Linked DNA regions of Homo sapiens: region 1 is linked to region 2. A link is a loop called in an ENCODE intact Hi-C map of the cell type or tissue named here. Cell type or tissue: HepG2. All regions are shown on one strand. Each heading gives the region's core, and the rest is flanking DNA. Links, peaks and the distances in the headings are about the cores only.

Evidence for each region. A loop is a pair of places that touch in the nucleus more often than their neighbours do. Peaks named below come from ENCODE experiments on the same cell type or tissue, not always from the same donor. Only the 100,000 strongest peaks of a DNase experiment are listed, where the experiment ranks them.
Region 1: a loop joins it to region 2, with 2.1 times the contacts of the local background. A loop is called at or near these places in 1 of 110 quality-filtered maps.

The regions. Positions count from the first base shown.
Region 1 is chr7:138,474,858-138,480,054 of GRCh38, reverse strand. The region is part of intron 1 of TRIM24 (tripartite motif containing 24); the gene reads right to left. Among named protein-coding and RNA genes, the nearest start is that of TRIM24, 17 kb to the right of the region's middle. RefSeq lists enhancers at 1-449, 450-1,010. In HepG2, for the core only: no CTCF peak of the experiment used is centred there; a DNase peak (open chromatin) is centred at 2,624.
Region 2 is chr7:138,095,537-138,100,733 of GRCh38, reverse strand. It overlaps AKR1D1 (aldo-keto reductase family 1 member D1), which reads right to left. Exons shown (of 9, transcript NM_005989.4): 4 at 2,791-2,868. Among named protein-coding and RNA genes, the nearest start is that of AKR1D1, 22 kb to the right of the region's middle. In HepG2, for the core only: a CTCF peak has its summit at 3,194 (motif pointing left); DNase peaks (open chromatin) are centred at 3,163 and 4,331.

The DNA of each region.
Region 1 (5,197 bases), core at 469-4,468, 380 kb before region 2:
CTGAGTTCAGGAGTTTGAGACCAGCCTGGCCAACATGGCGAAACCCTGTCTCTACTAAAAACACAAAAATTAGCCGGAGGTGTTGGCGCATGTCTGTAATCCCAGCTGCTTGGAAGGCTGAGGTGGGAGAATCGCTTGAACCCGGGGGCAGAAGCTGCAGTGAGCTGAGCTCGCACCATTGCACTCCAGTCTGGGCAACAAGAGCAAAACTCTGTCTCAAAAAAAAATAAAATTAAAAAATAAAATAAATGCCGGGCGCAGTGGCACGCCTGTAATCCCAGCACTTTGGGAGGCCAAGGCAGGCAGATCACCTGAGATCGGGAGTTCGAGACCAGCCTGACCAACATGGAGAAACCCCATATCTACTAAAAAATACAAAATTAGCCAGGCGTCACATGCCTGTAATCCCAGCTACTTGGGAGGCTGAGGCAGGAGAATTGCTTGAACCCAGGAGGCAGAGATTGCGGTGAGCCAACATCCCGCCACTGCACTCCAGCCTGGGCAACAAGAGCAAAACTCCGTCTCATTCAGGCATGGTGACACACGCCCAGCTACTCAGGAGTCTACGGCTGGAGGATCATTTGAACCTGGCAGATAAAGGCTGCAGTGATCCCTGATTGCACCACTACACTCTGGCCTAGGTGACAGAGCAAGACCCTGTCAAAAAGAAGAAGAAGAAGAAAAAAAAAAGGTTGGACAAACGGTTAACTTCTAAGGGAAAGGGAAGGAGTGATAAAAATATAGCAGACAAGGAACTTTTGGGGTTACTGGCTATGTGTGTTTCTTGATCTAAGTGGTGGTTATATAATTATTCACTTAATATGTTAATTGTACATGTGTTTCCCTCACACTTTTTGAAAAGCTTAAGCATCCTAAGTTTTCAGTTCATGGTGGGGAGACCTCTTCAACAAAAATGAGAAGGCACCCTCAGAGGTAGGAAGGACAATTAGGAAGCAGCTGAAATGACCTCAGGAAATGAAGATAAAAAGAAGGCAACCGATTTCTGAGATGTAGAAAGGAGAATTGACAGAATTTGTTAAGGGAAGATTAAGCTTTTTTAAAAAGTCAAGGATGGAGCCTTAACTTTTAGTCTTCTTAATCCCTATTAAAATAATGAATTGGAAGGCCACTATGCTGAGATGGCCACAGCACCTTGGGTTCCTATTTAAGCAAAAAGAAACCAAACTCAAAGTGAACTTAAGCTTAACTAATCAGAAACCACCAACTAACCTCTAGTGACTTTATGAATCAGAAACTGCCAACTAGCCTCTAACTAGGTACTTTCTACTGTCTTGATGCCAAGAACACCTTATCAAAGTTTCCCTCTCCTGCCCCTTCTTTGGAGCACTGAGCCACTTGCTCAACTGATACTGCCCATTCATGAATCCCTGAGTTCTAAAATAAACAAAAACTAGCTGGGTGTGGTAGCATGCACCTGTTGTCCCAGCTACTCAAGAGGCTAAGGTAGGAGGATCACTTCAGCCCAGGGGATAAAGGCTGAAGTAAGCTGTGTTTGCACTACTGCACTCTAGCCTGGGCCGCAGAGTAAGATGCTGCCTCAAAAATAAATAAATAAATAAAAAGACAGGGTTTTTGCTATGCTGCTCAGGCTGGTCTTGAATTAGTCTCAAGCGATCCTCCTGCCTCAGCCTTCCAGAGTGCTGGGATTACAGGCATGAACCACTGTGCCCAAAACAAAATAATTTACCCTGACCTATAATATTAATCAATATACTTCTCAGTTTCCTTTAATTATACTAGTACATAAACCAATTTCTTTTTAAATTACAACATTCCAAGATTTATAAACCACAAGGCTTACCTGTCCAGCCTTACAGTGGAAAATGTAGGTAAGACCCCATCAAAAAATCTTTCCCTCCTTATCCTCCTGACATTTATTTCTATTAGTTTTCCAACAAATTTATAATTTTAGTTGGAAATCTGATAAATAAAACATGTTTATATATTATAAACATTTAATAATATTCACAACTGAGGTGCAGAGCATAGTACAGTATTTCCTTTCTCAAGCAATTTCATTCTCGAATTATCAATTGCCTGCATTTTAAAAATCTGCTTAGTTTTTAAGTATTTATCACTAAATCAGCAGCAAACTTTCCGACAGAACTGCAAACCCTTTTCAATATGTTCAAATATATCAGCTAATCAAACAGTTTTACATTTGTGCCCTCAAATGTATCCTTCTCTGAAATATGAAGTCCTTCATCCAGCTCCAAACCTTTTCAAGCCTGCTGCAAGCTGCCATCCTGGAGCTTTCCTTCATCATTATCCTGAGAATTTCTATGCCTAATGATATTACCACAAGTATCTGCTTGCTTTACCTCACATGAAACCTGAATAGTTTCAAAATACCAACATAACCACTAAAAACACACCACTGAATGCAATATAAGTTTTTTTGTGCTTACAATATAGCATACTAGGAATGCACAATCAATATTGTGATTTAAAAATCAGTTTCAAAAATCCTTTACTATGTAGGTAAAACTATCTGGTTGATACAGAACAACGTTCATTTGTTTTGTTTGCTGGGGAAGCAGGGAGAGTTACTTATATTTGTTCAGTTTCATAAAACATTTACATAGTTCCAAAGTCAATACTGTGAACCAGTTACATTTACAGAGGTCTAATTTTCTTCTCTAATTCCTTCCCAACTTTTTCTTGCCTCGCTAGCAGTCATTTTTAATTATTTATTCTTCTGTTGTTTGTTTTTTGAGGTGGAGTCTCTGTTTGTCTCCCAGGCTGGAGTGCAGTGGCCTGATCTCCGCTCACTGCAACCTCTGCCTCCTGGGTTCAAGCAGTTCTCCTGCCTCAGCCTCCCAAAGTGTGGGATTACAGGTGTGAGCCACCATGCCTGGCCTCCGTTGTTTATTTGTAAATATAAGCACATATTTTCTCTTTTTCTTATTGTCATGGAGATACTGTTGCTTTAGATCCTTTTAGTGGATAGAGCTAAGAAACACACACACACACAGAGACACAAAGGGTAGCATATAATACTCATTCTTCTGCACCTTGATTTCTACTTAACAGTACATCATGGAATTCACTCCACAGCAGTATTCATATCTTTTTCATTCCTTTTTTACATCGGCACAGTAATATACCATAGTTTATTCCACCAGTCATTTATTGGTGGTCATATCAATCTTTTATTATTATCAACAGTGCTACAGACAAATAACACTGTGCACGCCTCACTTTATTATTTTGCATTTGTATCTCTGAGATACATTCCTAGAAGTGGAGATTGCCAGGTCAATGAGGAAATGCATTTGCATTTTACTAGATATTACCAAATTCCCTTCCAGTTTTAGCATTCTGCATTCCCACCGGCAATATAATGGATTATCTTCCTTTCCTCAGTTTCACCCAAAAAGTATAATGTCAAAGTATAATGCTGTACCTATTTTGGGGGAATTTCTTTTTTTTTTTTTTTTTGAGACGGAGCCTCGCTCTGTCGCCCAGGCTGGAGTGCAGTGGCATGATCTCAGCTCACTGCAACCTCCGCCTCCCAGGTTCAAGCATTTCTCCTGCCTCAGCCTCCTGAGTAACTGGGATTACAGGCGCACGCCACCATGCCCGGCTAATTTTTGTATTTTTAGTAGAGACAGGATTTCACCATGTTGGTCAGGCTGGTCTCGGACTCCTGACCTCATGATCCACCCACCTTGGCCTCCCAAAGTGCTGGGATTACAGGCGTGAGCCACCACGCCCGGCCTGGGAGAAATTTTTAAGAGTTTTCTTTGTACCTCAATAATCATCTTTCATGAGCATCCCATGCGCATTTACAAAAATGTATATTCTCTTATATGCAATAGATGACCCTAAGATCTACCTTTCAGTTGTGTTAATCTAGGTCCTCAATAGCCTTACTGAAGTTTTTGTCCAGTTGATCTATCTTGAACTGAGATGGATTTTAGGTCTTCTATTATTAATATGCTCCTAACTCTTAATGACTCTCCTGAAGCTTCTTTTTTTTAAATGAAAGCTGTCATGAATATCCATGCACCCAATAACGTATCTTCATTACAGACTGCAGCTTGTAGCATTATTTATAATGTGTCCTACCTCTTTAATGATTTCTGGCCTGAGTTTTACCTTGCGCAAAATAACTATAATAACCCCTTTTTATTATATTTGTCTGGCATATCTTTGCCCAACCTCCTAATCTTTGAGTTTTTCGATTTTGCAGATGTATCTTTTATATAAAAGACAGAGTTGGGCTAGGCACAGTGGCTCACGCCTGTAATTCCAACACTTTGGGATGCTGAGGTGGGTGGATCACTGAGGCCAGGTGTTCGAGACCAGCTTGGCCAACATGGCAAAACGTCATCTCTACCAAGAATACCAAAATTAGCTGGGTATGGTGCATCGCTCCTGTAGTCCCAGCTGCTTGGGAGGCTGAGGCAGGAGAATTGCCTGAACCCTGGAGGTTGCAGTGAGATCACACCACTGCACTATAGCCAGGGCGAGAGAGCAAGACTCAGACTCAAAACAGCAACGAAAGAAAACAAAACCACAGAGTTGGATTTTGCTATGTTAACCCAAAAATATTTTTTCTCTTAATAGGCCAGTTAAGCCCATTTACTAATATCACTATATGGTCTCAATTCTGTCACAGTGAGAATATATAATTTCATTGTATTTGTTTCTTTTGCTCTCCTTTCTGTACCCTTCCCACCACCTCCTTCCCCCTGCCAATACTTCTTTTGCTATCTAGAAAGGTTTGGGCTTTTGTCCTAATGGTTATCTTTATATAATATCCTTAAGTCCTCTCTTTGTTAGATACTATCTTTTGATTCCCTAGTATAAGCAACATAGAAATTAGCTCCATTCTTCCCCCCTCACCATTCCCATACCACAACACACAGCATCTATTTAAAGTAGTAATATCTCTTGATGCCCTGGTTAAGTTTTATAAAACAATCAATCAATGAGCCTATTAAACCATTTCTTGGCTGTCTGAAACTTAATTCTCTAACAGCTTCCTCAGGAAGTATTCACATAAATGATATCCCTTATACTCTTGAATAACTGTATTATACCTACATTGTTAGGGTGCATAACAAGTATATACTACTTTGTCACCCCTTTTCTCTGTCACTAAATTTAGTTCTACAGTTAGACACAAGGATTTCCTGCAGAACATCTTCCCTATTGTTTTCCTGACATA
Region 2 (5,197 bases), core at 719-4,718:
GACTCCGCCTCAAAAAAAAAAAAAAAAAAAAAAAGAATCTCTGACTATAAATGTGGATTTTTCTCTTTCTCTGTTCGGTTCTCTTAGATGATGCTTCATGTATTTTGAAGCTCTGTTATTAGGGGCATAGATGTTTAGGATTGACTCCTTTATCATTATATAATAATCTTCTTTATCCCATGTAATACTCATTGCTCTGAAGTATTTGTTGATATTAAAATAGCGACTGCAGCTTTATTTTTACTAGTGTTAGCCTAATATATCTTTTTCTATCCTTTTGCTTTTTGAAAGACTTTTGCTTTTAACCTGTTGGTGACTTTTTATTTAAGATGGATTTCTTGTGTATAATGTATAGTGGGACTTGGTTTATATCCATTCTGATAATCTATGCCTTTTAATTGGGGTGCTTAGACCATTTATATATACTGCAATTATTGATATTAGTGAGTTTAAATCTCCCATCTTGCCCTTTATTTGCTACTTTTCTCATCTGTTTATTGCCCCTTTTCTTTTTTTTTCTGCTTTGTCTTGGATTGATTATTTTTGTTATTCCATTTTGCCTTCTTTATTGGATTATTTATTATGCTCTGGAAGTTTTAACATTTTCTCTTTATGTTTTTTTTTTTTTTTTTTTTTTTTTTTTTTGAGATGAAATCTCGCTATATTGCCCAGGTTAGAGTTCAGTGGCTGTTCAAAGGCATGACTATAGCACACTGTGGCCTTGAACTCTTGGCCTCAAGTGGTCCTCCCACCTCAGAATTCCAAGTAGCTGGGACTACAGGTCACCTCACCCGTGATATTCCTCATCTTTCCTCTTTTGTGCTCCATGGTCCCTTTAAGATCTTCGTGTTTTTTTTTTTCTTTAACTATTACCCCCCTTTTTTTTTCTTTTTTGTAGAGATGGGTGTCTCACTATGTTTCCCAGGATGGTCTTGAACTCCTGTGCTCAAGTGATCCTCCAGCCTCAGCCTCCCAAAGCATTGGGATTACAGGCATGAGCCACTATGCCCACCTTCTTGTTTCCTTTTATTTTTTCTTCTTTCTTTTTTCTTAGAGTCCAGTTGTGTGGATATTGGAATTTCTAATTTTATTCTTTGAATTTCTTAGCTTTTCTTTCATATTTTAAAAAATTCTTGTCCTTTTCTTCTTCATATTGAGAGATTTCCTCATTCTGATATCTCAATTTGACCATTTTCTTCTATTTATCCCAACCAATTGCATTGTGTTTTTATTTTTTAATTTTTATTTTAGCTTGTTTTTTAAAATGTTGTTTGTTCACGTTTTATATTGCTAATATCTTTTCTTATGTTCTCTAATATATTAATTGGTTAATTTAGAAGTTCCTGGTTCTCTGTTCTGTTTACATTGGATCAGTAATTGAGATGTATTGTCTTCTTGTGAAACAAATGCCTTATTACTTTGGGCTGTGAAATCATTTTTTCCTGGGGATACTGGCTATCCTGTTAGGCAGTCCCTTAGAACAGAATGTTCAAAATGTCCAACTGTCCAAACCTGATTCCCTCCAATGAGGTCGGGAGTGACTGCGTGTTCTTTTGGACAGAGCCCCGGGCACTGGGAAATAAATCATTCCTCCTCGCCCCTCGAAACAACTCCACAGCTCAGACCTTCAGCTGTTGCCTCACAGGCAAGTATATAGAAAGAGGTACTTACCAGAGTGTAATTTCCAAACTTTTGGAGTTTGGAATCACATCGGTGGGAAAAAAAAACTGCCAGAGGTCAGTGGGTAACTTATGTTTTTCCTCAGTTTTTCACAAGTTCAGAATCTCAAGGCTGCTCTACAACTGAGTCCTGAGTTTCCACCTGTGCGGCAACATTTGTTCCCAGGCTATGGCAGGGGTGAAGGAAGTGCAAAAGGACCAACCGATCCTCTCCTGTATTATCTTCTTCCTGCTTGTTGGGTTGACTTCTACTCTAGGTCGGAGCTGCCACACCACCTCTAAGCAAACAAGTTCAAAATATCCCTCCCCACCACGAATCCATAAGGGTTTATTTATTATTTTCCTATAGTTGTCTACTCTTGTGATCTTGGGAAAAGAGCCAGCAGCTTTCCCAGAAATAAAAAACAGAATTGCTTTTCAGGTTTTTGTTGTTGTTCCTGTTTTTGAGACGGCATCTTGCTCTGTCGCCCAGGCTGGAGTGCAGTGGCATGATCTCGGCTCACTGCAACCTCTGCCTCCCAGGTTCAAGCAATTCTCCTGCCTCAGCCTCCTGAGTAGCCGGGATTATAGGCGCCCACCACCACGCCTGGCTAATTTTTTTATTTTTAGTAGAGACAGAGTTTCACCACATTGGCCAGGCTGGTTTCGAACTCCTGACCTCAGATGATCCGCCCACCTTGGCCTTCCAAAGTGCTGGGATTACAAGTGTGAGCCACTGCGACTGGCCTGTTTTTCAGTTTTTTTATGTATCATTTTAAGTTTGTTTCTTGTAGGCATCATATTAACAACTTGATATATATTTTTTGATTTGTGAATTTATCTTATTCATATATTTTAATTACTTTTATATTAGAACATATTTTGTTTACACTGTTTTTCCTTCCACCCCTCTCTCTTTTCTTTGGCATTCCAGCAAAACAAAAGTAAGAATTATTTAGTACCCAGAAGTGGAGATTTCATATACCTGTACTTATGGTTAGGAATGCCTGTTCTGACTGTTACTTTTCATTGAAAGTAAAGGGTGCATCTCTCTCCATAAATATGACAGGAATAATCAGATCACAGTTTTAAAAATATCGTCTTTTAAAATAAGAAGCACATTTGAACTTACCTCCCAAGTGGCACACAGATTTGACTTGTGATATAACCATTTGCCATTCTCATCTCTAGGGTATATTTCATCTCCTGGCTGAAAAAAAAAAAAAAAGAATAAATGTAATTCATTTTATTTATATCTGGGAATTAAATAATAGAATTTAGACTTCCCAGTCTTCATAATTGTGAGCAATCAATGTCTATTGTTTCTAAATCACCCAGTCTAAAGTATTTTGTCATAGCGGCCCAGCTGGATTAAGACACCTGCCCATGCTTCCTGGGATGCCAGTACCTGTCTTGTGTGCACTGTCCTCTCACTCTGTACAGCTGACACCTGCATCTGTTAGAGGACAGACCTCAGGCTACTGGGACTTGTGTATCTACTCAATTAGATGTGCCCAGGAATTTACACCCTGCTCCCCCTGCTGGGACAGCCTTTGAACTAAAGTTACAAGTATCAATATTTGTTTCTTTGCCTTGTGACTGTGTAATTCTGAGATGTGAACAACTTTGTCTCCAGAGCTTTCTGTGACATTTAGCCTAAGTTGCTCTCTGTAGGACTCTGATTTCTACCTCACATCTGCTTAACCTCTTATTTTTCAGCCACATTTCCCCACTCCCTTAACAGTACTTCGAAATAAATCACTCTTGTATGCATTCTCTTCATCTCAGGGTCTGCTTCTGGGGAAATCAACCTAACGGGCTGTATGCAATAGGGGAGAGCTGATGGTGTCTGGGACTGGGGCAACTGCAGTAGAGAGGAAAAGAAGGGAACAGATTAGCACATGAATGAGTAGTAGAGCCAGCATGCCTTAATGTTGGCTTGGAAATGAGGTGGGGTGGTGGGAATGAGGGAGAGGGAGAAATCAAAGATGATCCCAGATGCCTTGGGTGGTTGGTGGTAACCATTTCTTGAGGTTGGGGCTAGGAATCCAGAATATCATTTTGGATATTTTGACTTTGAAATGGTCACTAGACATTCAAGTGGATATTGAGGGAGGCAGTTGAACAGAGAAGTCAAGAGCTCAGAGAGAGGTCATGGCTACAGATAAAATTTGGAGTCATTAGCATGTAAAATGGTATTAAATCCACATGATTGGATTAAGTCACCTATAGAGAGAGTGTAGCTAGTAAGACAAGAATATTGAGGGTAGAGGACTGGGCATAACAACATTTGGAAGCTGGCAGAGAAGAAGCTGCCAAAGACCATGAGAGGGTCATGAGATGTCACGAACACCATGAGAAGAAAATGTTTACAGAAGAAGGTGGTAGTCAACTGTATTGAAAGAGATCAAATAATAGGAAGACAAAATGTCTATTGAATTTGGCAGGATGAAAGTCTTTGTTGACTTTGGTAATAGGGATTTTCTTATTGGGAATTGCTGTGGTTTAAATGTGTCCCCCCTAATTCATGTGTTGGAAACTTAATCCCCAGTGCAACTGTGTTGGGAGGTGGGGCCTAATGGGAGTTGTTCAGTCGTGGATTAATGCCATTGTAAAAAGGGCTCAGACGAGGAGGGGTGCTTTCTTGTGCTCTTTGCCCTTCCTCGTTCCAGCATGTGATGACATAGCAAGAAGGCTCTAGTGAGGTGCTGGTACTTTGGTCTTGAACTCTCCAGCTTCTAGAACTTTGAGCCAATACATTTCTGTTTATTATCTATTACCCAGTGTCAGGCATTCTTTTTTTTTTCTTTTAAAGGAAATGTTTCTGAATGATAGCATTCTTTTTCCGTTGTTGTTGTTTGTTTGTTTTTGAGACAAGGTCTTACTCTGCTGTCCAGGCTGGAGTGCGGTGGCATGATTATGGCTCACTGTAGCCTCGATGTCCCCAGGCTCAGGTGATCCTCCCATCTCAACCTCCTGAGCAGCTGGGACTACAGGTGTGCACCACCACACCTAGCTAATTTTTTTGTATTTTTTTTGTAGAGACCAGGTTTCACCATGCTGTCCAGGCTGGTCTCGAACTCCTAGGCTCAAGTGATCCACCTGCCTTGGCCTCCCAAATTGCTGGGAATACAGGTGTGAGCCACTGCACCAGGCCTCAGGCATGCTTTTATAGCAGCACAAAACAGACTGAGAAGGGAATCAAGCAATTGGACAAAATCCATTATGCTCTTAAATTTGTTCCTAATTTGGCCAGGCGCAGTGGCTCACACCTATAATCCCAGTATTTTGGGAGGCCAAGGTGGGCCGATCAGCTGAGGTCAGGAGTTCGAGACCAGCCTGGCCAACATGGCAAAACCCTGTCTCTACTAAAAATACAAAAATTAGCCGGGCATGATGGCGGGCGCCTGTAATCCCAGCTACTCAGCAGGCTGAGGCAAGAGAATCGCTTGAACCCGGGAGGCGGAGATTGCAGTGAGCCGAGATCATGCCACTGCACTCCAGTCTGGGCAACAAGAGCAAGACTCCATCTCAAAACA